3 separate regions of the Homo sapiens genome follow, and regions 2 and 3 are each linked to region 1. The links are chromatin contacts, found by Hi-C or POLR2A ChIA-PET in ENCODE. All regions are on one chromosome and are shown on one strand. Each heading gives the region's core, a stretch centred on a gene start or an enhancer-like site at or near the end of the contact. The rest is flanking DNA. Distances are from core to core; before and after follow the strand shown. Region 1 overlaps LOC105370802 (a long non-coding RNA gene). Region 2 overlaps LOC105370802 (a long non-coding RNA gene). Region 3 overlaps LOC105370802 (a long non-coding RNA gene).

Region 1 (3,545 bases), core at 317-2,816:
GCTTCCATGAATGAAAAGAAAGACTGGAGAAATGCTGAAAAAATGATTTCTACATTTTTCAGAATGATAATGTCTATCAGAGCTATGAGCTCAGGAGAGCAAGTGATCATCAGGTTTCACTGCAGAAGTCTGAAAAGCATAAAATATCTAAATAGAAAGCACACACAAAGCCCATTTCATGGAATCATCTATCTGGTTTTTGAGTCCTCATTACAAAAAAAAAATGCTATCAAATAGTCATTTTTGTCAGTGGCACTTATGGGAGACACAAAAGACCTCAGAGCCCACCTTCCTCTTCTGAGGACAGGGTGGTACTTGGTGATGATAATAATATTGATACCACTGAGTAAGCAAAGCAATTTGGAGGGGTTAGAGAGAGAGTTGGAGTTTATATACTTAGAGAAAGAATTATGTCTGTAGAGGTAAGAAGAGCTAAATATATGATTTTAAATTCTTGTTACTGGAAAATTATAGGTGCAAAATGCTGTAAGCAAATATATCCCACTATATACTAAAGTGTGAATGCAACAATCTATGCAATTAACTAGATAATAATGATGCTAAACCGATAATTTTTAATTAAACTTTGTTATAAATGTATCATAAATATTATCAAGTTATCAGTTTAAAAAAAAAGGCAACAATTAATCATGAAGCAGTGTGTCTGGGACTTCCTGTGAATTTCCTAATTTCTACCTATAAGTATGCACAATAGGAGTTTTGCCATGCTGTCAATTACTGAGTACCATTTGTTAAATTACTATTCCTCAGTAAGCTGAAAAGTGCACACACTTTAGTTTATGAATACTGAAATGTAATAACTCTTACTTGAGACACCTTCTGTTAGTGACAAAGATAAAAGTCAATGGAATTGAATCCTCTGAATCCTCTGGATGGATGCCCTGTGAAGAAAGACCTGAATTTTGCATTTGTTTTTGACCCAGCAGGAAGATCTTTGCGGACTAGCAGTGGGTCACAGAATATAGTTTGCTGTAAAGACAACCTATTCCTTGGTGATCTTAAATGTAAAATCAGAACTCCGTGAAGATGAAAGGACTTCCTCTCTTCCATTTACTTCTATCCCCTCGTCTTAGCTGTCTCATATTCAGACTGAATAAAACTACTCTAAACTTCTTCCACATGGCAGCCTATTAATTAAAGAGGGCTAATTTTGTCCCTATGAGTCTTTGGTCCTCCAGGCCATGCATTCCCATGTCTTTGGTCATGGCTTAGAATTTCATCACAGCCTGGTCACTCTGCCCAATAGCAAATCTGGTGCTGAGTTGAATGGCTGAGAAGGAGACAGGGAGAGAAAATACTTGGCAGAAAAAGTGGCATACAAAATAAGCACAGAAAAATAGGAAAAGCACCTGGTAATCTCACGACAGAGGAGATGGGGAGAAAAAATACTTGGCAGAAAAAGTGGCATACAAAATAAGCACAGAAAAATAGGAAAAGCACCTGGTAATCTCATGACAGAGTAGAGGGGGAGTGATCATCCAGGCAGTGAGCACATTAGCCTGCCAGGAATGGAAGGTCCTTGGGAGGAATAGAGGAGGTGGTGCTGGCAAGCTAGGCTGGAACCAGATAGTGTCCTGCCCAGCTGAGAAATTTGGACTTTACTCTGGGAAGAAGCCAAGAAGCCTTTTGAGCACAGGAATAAAATGTTCAAAGTAGTATTTTAAGAACATTAAATCTGACAGCAATCTAAGGCTAGCCAAGAGGCAAGACATTCAGTTAGAAGACCACAAAGCGTTAGTGATTATGGGCTTGGACTCTGGAACCAAACTGCCTGATGTGGAATTCCTGCTGTGGCATTTACTGTGTGAACTTGGACGAACTGCTCAGCTACTCCAAGCCCATTGCCACAATTGCCAAGTAGGTATAGTAATATTACCTACTTTATAGATTTGTTGTGAGGATTAAATGAGTTAATATGTACAAAGCACTTAGTATATGACATTATCATCTAAATTATCATTATTATTATCATTATAAAGCCACACTGGGTATAACATAAGATCCTGAAATGGCATGATGATAAAGGAAATGTAAAGGAAGGGACGTATTTGAGAATTATTGCAAATGATATTTCTTACCTTCCTCCATTGCCTCCCTTTGTCTTGCCTCCTCTTGCTGGTCAAAGATATAGGTTTGGGTCTAACTACATGTGAGAGTATAAAGTCATGAAAAAACGTGTTTGAGGCCGGGCACAGGTTCATGCCTCTGATCTCAGCACTTTGGGAAGCTGAGGTGGGCAGATCACTTGAGTTAAGAAGTTCGAGGCCAGCCTGGCCAACATGGTGAAACTCCATCTCTACTAAAAATACAAAAAGGAGCCAGGCATGGTGGCACACGCCTGTAGTCCCAGCTACTCAGGAGGCTGAGGCACAAGAATCACTTGAACCTGGGAGGCAGAGGTTGCAGAGGCCCTCCAGCCTGGGTGACAAAGTGAAACCCTATCTCAAAACAAAACAAAATTTGTTTGATAGACAGGAAATAAATTCAATTTCTGTCAAAAAAATCTAAACATATCCATTAACTTGTAGACACTTTACAGAAAGGGTTATATCTGTACAGACTATATCCCTAAACTCTTGGCTCACATAGAAACTCCAGGATTATCCCAAGTGTCCTATTCACCTCCTCCAGCTATTCTCAGTCTACAGTCTTTCCTGAGCCAGAGGCTAAAATGCTGAACTCATATGCTCAGATACTGATATACCTCCAGTGGTTTTTTTGTTCAAAATGTAGAGTTTCAGATTCTAAGATCACAGGGTTTGAGGTTCTAAAACTTCATCATCATTTTCCATTAATTAGACAATTTAATTTTCAACTTACCATCTGGGAATTAGGGTTTAAATTATTAAAACTAATTTATTAACATACTACCTTTAATTCCTCATAAAACAAAAATATTACATATAAAAATGTCCACAACTTGCTTGTATCTCTTTGTCATCCACATGTCTACTTCTTGTACTGTTAGAATTGGTAAGTTTACATGGCCTAAAAATTAAAAGGAAGGTTTCTGATGAGTTAATTATATTCAACTCCTAGAACCTCAAGCCCTCCCTATCCTTCATACCCAAGAATGAAAATGGCATTGGAAAACATAGAGTTAATTTTTATTAGTTTACGATATTATATAGTTGGAGAAATTCCGGGAAAAAAGAAACCATTGGACTTAACATGTAGAAATGTCAATTTAAAAAGAATAGTATCACAGTGGCTCTAGAGGAAAGGAGAAGTCATGTGTTGACTTAGGAAAAGCATCTAACAAGAATACCAGATCTCTTGTGGGTAAGAGGATTAAGTATGTTTATTTAAACACATTTGTTCTATTTTAATATTATGTGTTATCAGTATACTGCAGATGTTTTACTATACTAGTGACTGACATCTGTTTTAAAAAAATAGACATTCTGAACTACTATTTGGACTTGAAAATACTGAGAAAGAGTTGTTCCTACCAAATTCGACCCATGCAGTTTTCCATTTCTCTACCTTTTAATACATACTTTAGATTCATACCTTAACTGGCT
Region 2 (3,545 bases), core at 543-3,042, 63 kb after region 1:
ACCTTTGGGGAGCAGTTTGAAACCACTGTTCTTATGCAGTCCTCTCATTTTACAAATGAGGAAGCTACTAAGAACATTAAAAATGGCCCCACCAGCAGCCAAACAATGATGTTCCCAACTGAACATAAACAGTGAATCTGAACAATGCTCACACAAGGCCACTGCTGCTACGTTTGGAAAAAGACAGAGACATGGCCACTCCACAACCTCAACAATCACAAAACATCCCCTCTTCTGACTAACACAAGTGACTTCTCCTAGCCCAGCTTTAATCCATCAGCCTCTTTGATAAAATGTATTAAGATACCTGGTCACCAAGTTGACCCTCCCTCTTGACACAACACAACCCGAAACCAGCCTCTGCTCTCCTAACCCCTCGTGAAAATCATCCAGCATAAGCCTGAATCCTGTAAGGGGGCCCCCCACAGTTAATCTCTGGTGTGTCCTTCCTTGCTACTGCAAGCCCCGTTAACCTAACTTTTTGTTTTTACTCCAGGTGTGTTCCTAATGGTCCTTGGCTTTAATACTACCCAGTTAGCATTCTAAGCTATGTCCTCAAGAAAAGCAGAATAGCACCAAGATTTGGCTGAGAGAAAAACAAATAGGTGAGCTCCTAGAGTCGTAAATAAACATGACAGAAACAAACAGAAGCAAATTCTGATCCTTAACAGACAAAATGCTATTGATCTCTGCACGTTTAGCCAGGGGGCAACTGCTTGACGGTGACTCTTAGGTGGAAGGAGACCCACCAGCAACTCTGTCTGAATGCTTTGTGCCACTCACAACAGCCAGCACAGCACCCAGTGTGGACAGAATCCCCTCAGGAATGCAAAAGCACAGAGATGAGCCAGGCACCTGGAAAAGGCTGTCATTATTTAACCCACATTAGCTTCACAGAAATTCAACGATATGTCAATTATATGCTTCTACAAACAAAGCATACTATGATAAGCATCATTCTGGGTTGGATATCAGCACACAGCACATGCAGAATTTTCAAGTCTGCCCCAACACAAACACAAAGTCATAGCAATTTCCATGCTGGTCCTGAAATGAAGGCTGCGATTTTCTTTGGGCCTCACAGATAGTGTAGATTCAATAAACATTTCTTGAGTTGGATTTAATTGACCAGAATCCTCCTTAAAGTAACCACAGTTGAGCTGGAACCAACCTTGGGTTCAATATGTGGTGTCCATGGACTAAGAGGGGAGGTTTTGCCCCATATTACTTTGCCAATGGTATTCATGGTAGTGGTTGCTGTCATCACGCCACTCCCTGGAGCCAGTGGGAGCCCCGCCCCTTCTGAGTTGGGACCGGAGCTCATGCCACTGCAGCTGTTCAAACTTCAGCTGCAGACCCAGGCCTCCTGCTCTAGGGAGAAGGTAGCAACCGCCTAACCTGCAGCTGTGGATCCCAGCCTCCCTGTGCTCTTGGGGGCGCTGGGAACAGGCAGGATCTGCCCTCTCAGGTGCAGCTGCAGCTGCAGCGCCTGCAGCCTGCAGATCTGGGCCTCCAGCTCCAGGAAGCTGGCAGAGCCGGGAACAAGCAGGAGCCCTGCCCCTTCCGAGCTGGCCAGGCAGAAGCTCCCGGGTGCAGCTGCGCCCACCCTCCCAGGCACAGGACTGGGGCGTCTCTGCAGCCTGCACCCTCCAGTGCCCCAGGGAGGAACCCCCGCCTCCCAGTCCCTGCAGGCTCAGGGGTGTCTGCTCCTACTGCCTGGCCTCTCTCTGCTCCTAGCACCTGCTCCATTCTCAGAGCGGGGTTGGGGCCAAGCCCCAGGGCCATGAATGGCAGTCAGAGGCAGACAGAGTCCTGGGTGGAAGGGGGCGGGGTCCCCAGTAAGGCCCCACTTTCAGGCCAGGGAGGGCCTGAAGGCTGTGGGCTGGACTACCAGTCCTGCTAACCGGAGTGGGGACTCCTGGTGCCTCTTCCAACCCACCTATGGCCACCCATGGACCAATCCGCATGCACTTCCTTCCCTCTGAGGTCCATAAAAGCCCTGGGCTTAGCCAGAGGATGAAGAAGGCAGAGAGACTACAGGACAGGACGACCAGGTGCGGAATGGAGTATCCTCCCTGCTGACAGCTGGAGACAATGAGACGGCCAGCTGCAGAGAGGAGCTACCCTCTCTGCTGAAAGCTTCAGAGACTTGCAGAGACTTTCAAATGACTTGCCTGTGGAGAGGAGCCACCCTTTCCAGGGGCTCCTCTCTGCTAAGAGCTGAACGCTCAACGGATGACCTGCCTACAGAGAGGAGGACTTTTTATGCCTACTTCAGTCCTATTTGGGCATCATCAGTTTTTAATTAAGATGGAATCTCGCTCTGTCACCCAGGCTGGAGTGCAGTGGCGTGATCTCGGCTCACTGCAAGCTCCGCCTCCCAGGTTCACGCCATTCTCCTGCCTCAGCCTCCCGAGTAGCTGGGACTACAGGCACCCGCCACCATGCCCGGCTAATTTTTCGTATTTTTAGTAGAGACGGGGTTTCACTGTGTCAGCCAGGATGGTCTTGATCCCCTGACCTCGTGATCCACCCGCCTCGGCCTCCCAAAGTGCTGGGATTACAGGCGTGAGCCACCATGCCCGGCCGCATCATCAGTTTTCAGTGCCTCTTAGTGTGCTTCTTTCCAGTGCCGCCACCTGCCGTGAGTCTCTGCTCATCCTTCAAGGCCAACACTGAGATGCCACCTCCTCTCTGTGCTCCCTCTGACTGCCTTCTCCCGAAATACAGTCCACAGAAGCAGCAACTGCTCTCTTAGTTTTCCAAAATACCTTATGTACTCATTGGGGCTGGGTGCAGTGGCTAACAACTGTAATCCTAGCACTTTGGGAGGCTGAGGTGGGTGGATTGCCTGAACTCAGGAGTTCAAGACCAGCCTGGGCAACATGGTGAAACCCTGTCTCTACTAAAAATACAAAAAATTAGCCAGGAGTAGTGGCACACACTTGTAATCCCAGCTACTTGGGAGGCCAAGGCACAAGAATTGCTTGAACCCAGGAGGCAGAGGTTGCAGTGAGCCGAGATCACGCCACTGCACTCCAGCCTCGGTGACAGAGTGAGACTCTGTCTCCAAAAAAAAACAAACAACAACAAGAAATACCTTATGTACTCATTGGACTAGACTTACTTATTTTACATATCATCTCCATGACCAAGCTATGGTTTTTCTTGAGAGTAGAGCATTATATGCATCTTTGATCTCCAGATATATGGAAATAAATTTCGTAAACATTCTATGTGTTAGATCAAATCGCCTTCCAAATTTGTGTTTTGGCATACATTGAATGATTTCCCCTTCAAAGAAACAGAGTGATTGTGTATAAAGATACTCATATGCTGCTATTTCAACCCAAAGATGTAGTGTTTTTGTACATGGCAGAAACGACTATGGGCTTCATAGCCAGCCATCCTATCCCAGCAAAAAGGGCCCAGGAACAACCTCCGAACTTGCCAAAGAGCAAGTATGGCTTCCCAGGCCAGTCACAGGCTGTTCAGTCTGAAATATTTAGAGTGACTTTCACACAGTAGGATTCTCCTCCAGATGC
Region 3 (3,545 bases), core at 568-3,067, 36 kb after region 1:
GTTTACATGTCATGTCCTCTGACTCAGCAATTTCGATTATAGGAATTTACCCTATTTTAAAAAGCTACATATGGACATAAAAATATGTACGTGAGAGTAGGTTTTCTGGCCTATGTATAATAGTGAAAAGCTGAAAGGAACTCAAATGCAAATCAACTGAGGATGAGTTAAATAAAATTCAGTATAGCAAATAATAAAATTCCATTCACATTAAAAATAATGAGAAGAATCTATATATACTATATTAGTCTGTTTGTGTTGCTATAAAAGAATACCTGAGGCTGGATAATTTCTAAAGAAAAGCAGTTTATTTGGCTCACAGTTCTGCAGGCTTTACAAAAAGCATGGTGCCAACATCTGCCTCTAGTCACGACCTCATGAAGCTTCCAATCATGGAAGAAGGCAAAGGGGGAGCCGGTGTGTCACATGGCAAGAAAGAGACAGCAAGAGAGGTACTAGGCTCTTTTAAACAACTAGCTTTCATGTGAACTAGTAGAGCAAGAACTCACTCTTGGTTCTAGTCTTGGGACAAAACCAAGCCATTCATGAGGGACCCGTCCCCATGACCCAAACACCTCCCACCAGGCCCCACCTCCAACACTGGGGATCAATTTTCAACATGAGATTGGGAGGAGACAAATATCCAAACCATATCATATACTGATATGATGATGTTCATAAAAAATTGTTATTAAATGAAAATTGCAAGTTGCCAAACAAAATGTAAAGCATGGCTCTACCCACAAAACTGTAAGTGTTTATGTAGATATCTATACATATTCATGCATGTGTGTGTGTGTGTGTGTGTGTGTGTGTGTGTGTGTGTGTTACAAAAGATTACATAGACATAGAGAAAGTCTGAAAGACTAGGCACTGCAGCGGCCATGACAATGTGAGGCTGATCCCAGCCAATGAATAAATGCAGTAAGAATACAAAAGCAGGTCCATTTCTGGGAGAGGCACAACTCCTGACACAAGACTTTGCCTCAAAGTCTGTGTCTTTCTCAGTGAAACTTTCTCAAAACTGCATTACTATCTAAGACCTTCCTTCCTTCTCTCTCTCTTCACAGGCCTCAGGTCTGCATTTCAGTCAGATGACTCTCCTCCTCTCCCCTGACTCACTCTTCATTGTCCTTACAGGTGTTTTCATTAATAAATCTCTTGCATGTCTAACCAGATTGGCATCTGCTTCTCGGAGTACTCAGACTAAAACAAAGCTGACAGTGGTTGCCTCAGAGAAGTGAAAGTATACGTAAATGTTTGCTGCAAGCATTATTACTTTTGCAAATTATTTTTCTTAAAGATCCAGAAATAATAGGAACAGCAATATAAAATGTGTGTGTTTAAAGTGAGTCTGTTTTTGTCACGAGCACACAGGAACATATGCACAGACTCACATACAGGTATTCTGGTACTCTATCAACAGAACAGGTAATGACTCCATCTAATGTTTGAACAGCACTTTATAGTTTTTATTCTCATTAGACCTCTCCCGTGACCTTGGCAAATAGGTAGATCTTCATGTTATGAACCTCTTTTTACAGCAGAAGAACTTCAGCTCTCTGAATCTTAGACCTCCTAATCCAACTCATTCTTGGTTCTAGTCTTGAAACAGCACTAAGCCATTCATGAGAGATCCACCCTCATGACCCAAACACCTCCCACTAGGCCAGTGTCCTTTCCCATTCACTAGGTTGCCTCTCTGTCCTGAAGAGCCCAGGGAACCTGGATGTGAAGCTACACCCCTAATGAACCAGCATGCAGCAGCTACACCCCTAATGAGCCAGCAGGCTGTACACAAAGCTCACTTTGACTTGGCGGCTCTGGGCAAATGTCCTGCATCAGGCCCACCCTTCTTGTCTGCTTGGGTCTGTTTGTGTTAGAGGATGTACTAACCACGGGGACCATCACAGCTCTGCAGAGTTTTGAAAAATGTAATTATTAGACAAGATGAATTTTTAGCAAGCAGGTTCTCATAGCTCTGTTGAAAAGTACTGGTACTTTAAATCTTTTCTTAAACTATTCCTCTCCAGGTGGTTAGCACCAAGTTGAAAGAAAGCCAGGCTGGAATTCCTTTCTTGAGCACACGGTAAACAGACATCACACAGTCCTCTATTTACCAGGGCAGGGATTGCCAACTGACTGTGGTCTGGAAACCTTATCTGCTTTGTTCCCTTCCCATTGCCCCAGCATTTGCAGAAGAGGAACAAACTTCTAGGTTCCTGGACTTGCCTGAGAACCAGGCCTGCAAACATGCACCGCCAGCTCCAGATACTCTAGGCATTGATTTGTGAATATTGTTATCATTATTATGGTCATTTTAACATTGGCAAATTTGGTCCAAAAACATATGGCTTTTCAAAAATTAATGTTTGTTGAGTAGTTACTACGTGTCAAGCACTGTTCTCAACACTTGAAACTTGAATTCTCACAACCTCCCAAAAATCGGATATTATTGTCCTGAGGCAATATCAAAAAACCTGAGACCAGAGAGGTTAAGTGACTTGTCCAAAGTCACACAGCAATAAGTAGTAGAGCCAAAGTTTGAACCAAGGCCATGTGATTTCAAGTAAACTCGTTTCATAAAACTACTTATCATCTGAGAAAAGCCAACTCTTAAAAAAGTAGTTTTCTCCCATGTATGTTTTCTGATTTCTCTTTCTCTTCCCCACCCCAAGAGAGGCAGCTGTTCATCTTCTTTTCCCATTATCTCTTTCACAGTGATTTTTTTTTTTTTTTACTCTATGGAAATCTCGTTCTCAAGGCATACTTGAATTGAGACATAATCTACATTCTGACTGTACCCTGAGAAAGGGAGGCAGGTGTTGACTTGGCATTGAGGGCAGACCTGATTCAGACAAGGCGAAAGGAGAGACCAAATGACTTAGGAGGAAACAGAAAGGATTCCACGATGGCACAGAGCCTGGGACAAGCTGAACCAGGTTATGACAGAGTAAGTACTTGTAAGTTCTCCTAATGCTGTTTTAAACTAATAACTCAAGATTTTAAAACTATTTTGAGATCTATGTGCTATCATCTCTAGAAGTGGCCTAGGAAAATGGACATAAGAAGTTGGAGAGTGGGCCAGGTGTGGTGGCTCACGCCTGTGTAATCCCAGTACTTTGGGAGTCTGAGATGGGTGGATCACCTGAGTTAAGGAGTTTGAGACGAGCCTGGCCAACATTATGAAACCCTCTCTCTACTAAAAATACAAAAAATTAGCCGAGCATGGTGGTGGGCGCCTATAATCTCAGCTACTCAGGAGGCTGAGGCAGGAGAATCTCTTGAACCCAGGAGGTGGAGGTTGCAGTGAGCCAAAATCGCGCCACTGCACTCCAGCCTGGGCAACAAGAGCAAAACTGTCTAAAAAACAATAATAATAATAATAATAATAATAATAATAATAATAATAATAAAGAAGTTAGGGAGTGGAACGGGGGGGTGGAAAACTACAGCATCATAAATGAGAAGTAGAAGATAATTTCAGTGTGGGAAATGGAATTTTTCTTTACTGGAAGGTAGAAGATTTTTCAAAAATTATAGGC

The links. Hi-C counts contacts between places; a loop is a spot of excess contacts on that map. ChIA-PET counts read pairs that join two places held with the same protein, here RNA polymerase II (POLR2A). Pooled maps may share reads with other maps.
Region 2: a loop to region 1 is called in a map of heart right ventricle, with 2.4 times the contacts of the local background. The contact joins two enhancer-like sites. A Hi-C loop is called at or near these places in 1 of 168 maps with a recorded cell type or tissue (heart right ventricle) and 3 of 50 pooled maps.
Region 3: a map of prostate gland shows a loop between it and region 1 (2.2-fold over the local background). The contact joins two enhancer-like sites. A Hi-C loop is called at or near these places in 1 of 168 maps with a recorded cell type or tissue (prostate gland) and 1 of 50 pooled maps. POLR2A ChIA-PET finds 5 or more read pairs at or near these places in 1 of 52 experiments (Panc1).

Annotation. Positions count from the first base shown.
Region 1 is chr15:45,890,077-45,893,621 of GRCh38, reverse strand. All of the region lies in intron 2 of LOC105370802 (a long non-coding RNA gene), which reads right to left. Among named protein-coding and RNA genes, the nearest start is that of SQOR, 260 kb to the right of the region's middle. Within about 2 kb of position 1,566, at least 8 of the 41 ENCODE cell types and tissues checked have a DNase peak (open chromatin) inside an H3K27ac peak, as active enhancers do; they include prostate gland, where a contact is called at or near this core.
Region 2 is chr15:45,827,743-45,831,287 of GRCh38, reverse strand. All of the region lies in intron 1 of LOC105370802 (a long non-coding RNA gene), which reads right to left. Among named protein-coding and RNA genes, the nearest start is that of SQOR, 190 kb to the right of the region's middle. Within about 2 kb of position 1,792, at least 2 of the 41 ENCODE cell types and tissues checked have a DNase peak (open chromatin) inside an H3K27ac peak, as active enhancers do.
Region 3 is chr15:45,853,968-45,857,512 of GRCh38, reverse strand. The region is part of intron 2 of LOC105370802 (a long non-coding RNA gene); the gene reads right to left. Among named protein-coding and RNA genes, the nearest start is that of SQOR, 220 kb to the right of the region's middle. Within about 2 kb of position 1,817, at least 4 of the 41 ENCODE cell types and tissues checked have a DNase peak (open chromatin) inside an H3K27ac peak, as active enhancers do; they include prostate gland, where a contact is called at or near this core.